Regions from separate parts of the Mus musculus genome. Here region 2 is linked to region 1. A link is a contact called in ENCODE Hi-C or POLR2A ChIA-PET data. All regions are on one chromosome and are shown on one strand. The core of a region is the stretch at or near the end of the contact, and the rest is flanking DNA. Distances in the headings are between cores, read along the strand shown. Region 1 has its middle 4.1 kb from the start of Gm11665. Region 2 holds the start of Mettl2 (methyltransferase like 2).

The links. A loop is a pair of places that touch in the nucleus more often than their neighbours do. ChIA-PET counts read pairs that join two places held with the same protein, here RNA polymerase II (POLR2A).
Region 2: a loop to region 1 is called in a map of T-helper 1 cell, with 2.5 times the contacts of the local background. The contact joins the promoter of Mettl2 here to the enhancer-like site in region 1. A Hi-C loop is called at or near these places in 1 of 37 maps with a recorded cell type or tissue (T-helper 1 cell). POLR2A ChIA-PET finds 5 or more read pairs at or near these places in 1 of 5 experiments (Patski).

What each region holds. Positions count from the first base shown.
Region 1 is chr11:104,564,893-104,567,695 of GRCm38, forward strand. It overlaps a transcript of Myl4 not described here and the pseudogene Gm11661. Among named protein-coding and RNA genes, the nearest start is that of Gm11665, 4.1 kb to the left of the region's middle. Within about 2 kb of position 1,399, at least 1 of the 3 ENCODE cell types and tissues checked has a DNase peak (open chromatin) inside an H3K27ac peak, as active enhancers do.
Region 2 is chr11:105,124,985-105,127,787 of GRCm38, forward strand. Mettl2 (methyltransferase like 2) reads left to right here and starts at 1,441. Exons shown (of 9, transcript NM_172567.3): 1 at 1,441-1,622; 2 at 1,792-1,883. The coding sequence starts at 1,513.

The DNA.
Region 1 (2,803 bases), core at 149-2,648:
GAAGGTTACATGTCTGGTGCATTTGGGGGTATCTGGAAGGTCTAAAGACTTCCCTTTTCCAATGGCAACATTTAAACAAATATTATGCACTGCTCAGGTGAGCAGTGTGAAGTGGGCTCCCTCACACTTTTTGGATCTCACTCCCTTTAAGCACAAGCGTCCTATTCACCAATGCAAAGCTCTTGACTCTTTTTACAGTCCATTGGGAGGATGCCTGTTAGACCAGAGAAGCCCCCTCAAGAGCTAGTTGAGTACATACAACTCTGTGAGCTCCCTTCCTCCCCCTCTCCTCCCTGCCCGATCCCTCCCTTCTTCCCTCCTCTCCTCCTCTCCCTCCCTTCTTCCCTTCCCTCTTCTATTCCCCCCTCCTTTCCCTTCTCCCTTCATCATGTGCAGAACTGTGCCGTCATCCTGGGTAGTCGCTGCGTGTCTTCTGTGTCTCCAGTGAGCTCATGGGCCACCAAGGACCTCTTACATCAGTCAGATGTTATGAAATATCACATGTGATGTGAAAGTTCAGGTTACATCACGAGTTCCAGTGTCAAAGCTACACATACCCAACACGAATGTATCATCTGCATCTGAAACAGTGACAGCACTCGGTGTTGTTCCTGAAATGGTTGAGCTGGAATGTCTGTCTTCTGATATTCCCTCGGAACAGCAGCGTGTCAGACTTCTCCAACCAAGGTCTCACCAGTTACTAAAATGAACACCCGTGTGTTTGGCTTCTGAGTCCTGGATCATTGGAAGAAAAAAATCAGTTCCACCTGCTGGGATTTGATTCCTAGTCATTAAAGCCTGTTTTAAGGTCACACCTTGTCACGAGACAGGACGTGGTACTAGTTCATCTGAAAAGGCAATGAATCATTTTCTGTTCATGTGACTACCGCGTGCTCTAGCAAAGCAACTGCACTAGCGGTCTCAGAACTCTGGTTCCCAGAGGCTCTGCCGTCAATAGCCAGAGACGCTTTCTAGCTGGCTCAATCTTAAAATGTTTTTGCAAAAAAGCGTCCAATACTTTTATAATTTATCCACCAGGGCCACTACAGTTTTATTCTGAGTCCGAGACCTGTTTTACTAGTTTTTAATGCAATTAAAACATGAAATAGATATGTATGAGGTCTTAATTTTTTTTATTGTGTGTGTGTTTTCATGTGCGTAAGCGCTCGCATGCATGCACATGTGGGGCTGGTGTGGGGGTGCACGTTATCATTCCTCAGGCACTATGCAACTTCTTACAAGTATGTATGCATGTATGCATGTATTTTTTGAGACAAAGGCTTTTACTGGCTTGGGATTCACCATGTGTGTAGACTTGGCTGGCGGGCCAGTGAGCCCCATGGGTCCGCCCCTCTCCACCTCTCAGTATTGGGATTGCAAGCACGCTACCCCACACTTTGCTTTCTTTGCTTCACATGCTAAAGATATTTCAGAACTTCCTGGTTCAAGGACCAATTTAGCTCTCATCATCACTTCCAGATTCCTCAGTAACTCTGTCACAGGCGTTCCTTGCTGCAAAGCTTTCCTCGTTTCTTTAGACTTGAAGTCATTAGTTGGCTATGGCTAAGTAGCCATGTTTCTCTATTAGACCAATGACTTCCAGCTCTTCTTTGCGTTTTCATTTTTCTACAGCTTCCAGACACTTTAGTAATTTTTCAGTCTCCACAAAAAGCACTTTCTCTTTATATAGTTTGTGGACTTCTTTCAGTCTTTTTTGGCCAACAGTGGCAAATCTTTCACCAGAAAATCAAAATGTGACAGTCTTAACAGATCCATTGTGAGACCTTCCATTTCTTGGTTTGTGTTTTATATCTGCTAGAGCAGAGACAATACCAACATTTTATTTTCTTTGTGTAGTTGTGCGTGTGTGCATGCACCTGCGTGTTTGGAGGTCAGAGAACAGCTCTGTGGACTCAGTTCTCTCCTCTCTTCTACCCTTGCCTACTCTATCTGGGGCGCATAGCAATAGCTTTCCCAGTAAAGTACAAGGACCAGAATTGGCTCCTTGGCCCTCATGTAAGAGCCAGGTGTGATGGCATGTGTTTTTAACTCCAGTGCTGGGGTGTGGGGGCAGAGACAAGAGGATTCTAGCATCTTACTCGACCTCCAGTTTAGCCAAAATGGCAAGCTCCAGGTTTGGTGAGAGATCTGTCTCAAAAAAGAAAGTGGGGCCAGGTATGGTGGCACATACCCTTAATCCCAGCCCTTTAAGGCCAGCCTGGTCTACAGAGCAAGCTCCAGGACAGCCAGGGCTACACAGAGAAACCCTGTCTTGAAAAACAAAACCAACCAACTAGCCAACCAAACTACCAAATATCAACAAGTAAGAGAAAGTGTAGAGACAGAGACAGAGAGCTGGCTCAGCAATCCTTGTAAAAGTCTCAAGGTCAACTCTCAGTGCCAAAATCAGGTACTCACAACTGCTTGCAATGCTAGCTTTGGGCAGTCTAACTCCTGGCTTCCCTGGGCACCAGCACGCTTGTGGTACACACGAACTTAATCAAGCACACACTCAGACATGCAGACATACACACACACACACACACACACACACACACACACACACACACATGATTCCCCAGGAAAAGTCACAGAACAGCTGTCATTGTTCTATCAACAGCTCCATTTCCAGGGGAGAAAAACCGTGGCATAAAGAAGTTAACTGGTGCTGGGCTACGGTGGGTCACACCGTTAATCTCAGCAGTTGCCAGGTAGAGGTAGGTGCTGTGAGTTCGAGGACTGTATGGTCTACAGAGCAAAATTCAGGGCAGCCAGGGCTACACAGAGAGACTCTGTCTCAGCA
Region 2 (2,803 bases), core at 191-2,690, 560 kb after region 1:
GCCATGCATTTGAAAGAGTAAGGAGGGGAATATGGGAGGGTTGAGGAGGAGTGATGTAATGTCATAATCTCAAAAATAAAAACCTAGCCAGGTGTGGAGGCAGCACACATCTTTGATCCCAGTACCCAGAAGCCAGAGGCAGGCAGATCTCTGAAGTTGAAACCTTCCTGGTCTACAAAGAGAGTTATGAGATAGTCAGAGCTATATAGAGGAATTCTATATTTAAAAAGAAAATAATAATTAAAACACACACGGGGGGGGGGAAGAAGGGAGGGAGGAGAGGAGAGAGAAAGAGAAGCAGCCATATATTTCAAATGGCTCACTTATTAAAAATAATGTTGGAACTTCAAGTAAAAGGACAATGAGCTTTCTGCACACACAAAAATTATATAATGGGATTGTTGAATGTGAACACTAACAGCTTTTAAAGAGCATGATATTAAAAAAAAAAAATACATATAGCTGGATGTGATGGTGAATGCCTTTAATCCCGGTACTTGAGAGGCAGAGACAGGCACATCTCTGAGTTTGAGGCCAGTTTAATCTGCATAGAGAGCTGGAGGCCAGCCAGAATTACATAGTCCTTCAAAATGTATCAAAATAATAACAAAAACAACAACAATAATAACAACAACAACAATAACTCTGGCTGGTAAAATGGCACAGCAAGTAAGCTGCCTGCCACCAAGCCTAAAGAAATTATAGAGCCTGGAGAGCCCTATAATTAAGGGCACTGGCTACTCTTCTAGGAGACCCATATTTTGATCCCTGGTACCCATATGTTGGTTCACAAGCATCTGTAACTCCAGTTCGAGGAGATCTGGTGCCCTCTTCTGGCCTCCATGAGCATTGCATGCACGTGGTGCACAACCATGCGTACACATAAAGGGGAAATTTATTTAAATAGAAAATATAAGGCTAAAAATGTGCAATTATAAATTATATACCAGTGACCTACTATTAGTTTTAAAATATTTATACATATATGTATAGTATATAAGTGTACAATGTATACATTTAAATAAATTGAATACATATTACAAGCTCTATGCATGAACGAATTACAATTTTTATTGTGCCAATTAAGCCTGGCTTTTCAAGGAGGTGTGGTCGGTTATGTCATTTAACACGGAAGCTTCATGCTCTCAAAACCCACGCGCTGCCTCCCCGCGGACTGTGGTCTGGTGACCACGTCTCATCACAGTCGGCTAGTCAAAGCTTTTCCTGGGGGGAATCTTGGGACCTGCACGGAACCGTACTCGAGGGAATAGCCTCCTACTTCCTCCCCGTGCTGCACGCCCTTGTGCATCTCCAGGGAGAAATGACTCCTTTCGGACTCGCCTCCGCTGAGCTTCCCAATCACTTGGAACCCGCCCCGCCCCGCCCCGCCCCGCCCCGCCCCGCCCCGCCCCGCCCTCCATCTTCCCTCCCAGTGACGCTACTTCCGGAAGGGGCGTGGCCCACAGGAAGTCCTCGCCTTCGGGAAGAGAAGGCGTTTCCGTCTCCGGTGTCATGGCGGCCTCCTTCCCTGAAGGCGTGCCGGAGACCGAGGACGGGAAGAGACCGCAGTTCGGGCACCGGTTCCTGAGCGACCCGGCGCGCGTCTTCCATCACAATGCCTGGTAACTGCCCTGCATCTCGCCCGGCTCTTCGCCAGCCCGGAGCACTTGGAGAAAAGCCCTGCCCGCTGGCCCTCCTCCCGCGGCGGTAGCTGAAGCGTTCGCCTCCCGAGGACCGACGTTCCCGGGTCCGGGACCGGTGGGCCTGAAGCTGCCCGTTTGGTTTTCACAGGGACAACGTGAAGTGGTCCGAGGAGCAGGCCGCGGCGGCGGAGAGGAAAGTGCAGGAGAACAGCTCCCCGCTGGTGTGCCCGGAGAAGCAAGGTGCGCTCCGTTGTGCCCGCAGTGTGGGACGCGCCTCCTCCAGACGGCAAGAAAAATGGGGGCACCGGGATCGTTTTATCACTGACCTGATGGAGAACTCCGGCCCAGAACGGGTCGGGGAGGGGACGGGTTAGGAGGCAAAGGGGCTGTCTTCTAACAAAGTCTTGAAGCCATTGGGGTTGGACTTTGTTGTTGTTGTTGTTGAACTCTCTAGTTCTACGAGTGTCGCGTTGATGTGGCTGGCCTGTGGCAACCGTAAAGTCGTTCAGTCATCTTAGGGTAGCTTCTACAGTTTACCTTCTGCTGGGACGTTTCCATCAGAGCTAGATTGATGTGGTCGGATCCTAACGTACTGTGGGAGGAGAGGATTAGATCATAACATCTTTTCTTGAGGTGTTGGGTTTGGAGATGTGGGACTTCTACCAAAGAAAGATGCGTGCAGCAGAGTGGAGAGACGAGTCTGCTCAAAGCGAAAGAGGTCATTTCCGAAGACAAGAATAATTCCTTTATAAAATACTAGAACTGGTTGTCCCTGTTTCTAGGAGGCGTTTGAAAGTAAACCTGGAACTTTAAGGTAATAGGCATCAGGGGGTTGGAGAGATGGCTCATCGGTTATGATAATAAGCACTGATAGTTTCTCTATAGTACCGAGGTCACTGGCCAGGCACGTACCTCCTAAGATGTAGGGGTGTAATCTCTTGGGAGGCAGAGACAAGAGGTTGAGTGGGGTCAAGAGCATCCTTGCTACGTAGAGTTCCACTCCTGCCTGGGCTGCATGAGAGCTTGTCTCAAAAATAAGTATATGTATATATTCCAGTTGCAAAGTAGGCACCCTGCCTGCATTGTTAGGTAGATAAGACTAGATAAAGCTTCGTAGAGTTGAGAGGGATTTTGAAAATCATGTAGCCCAGTATCCTCTT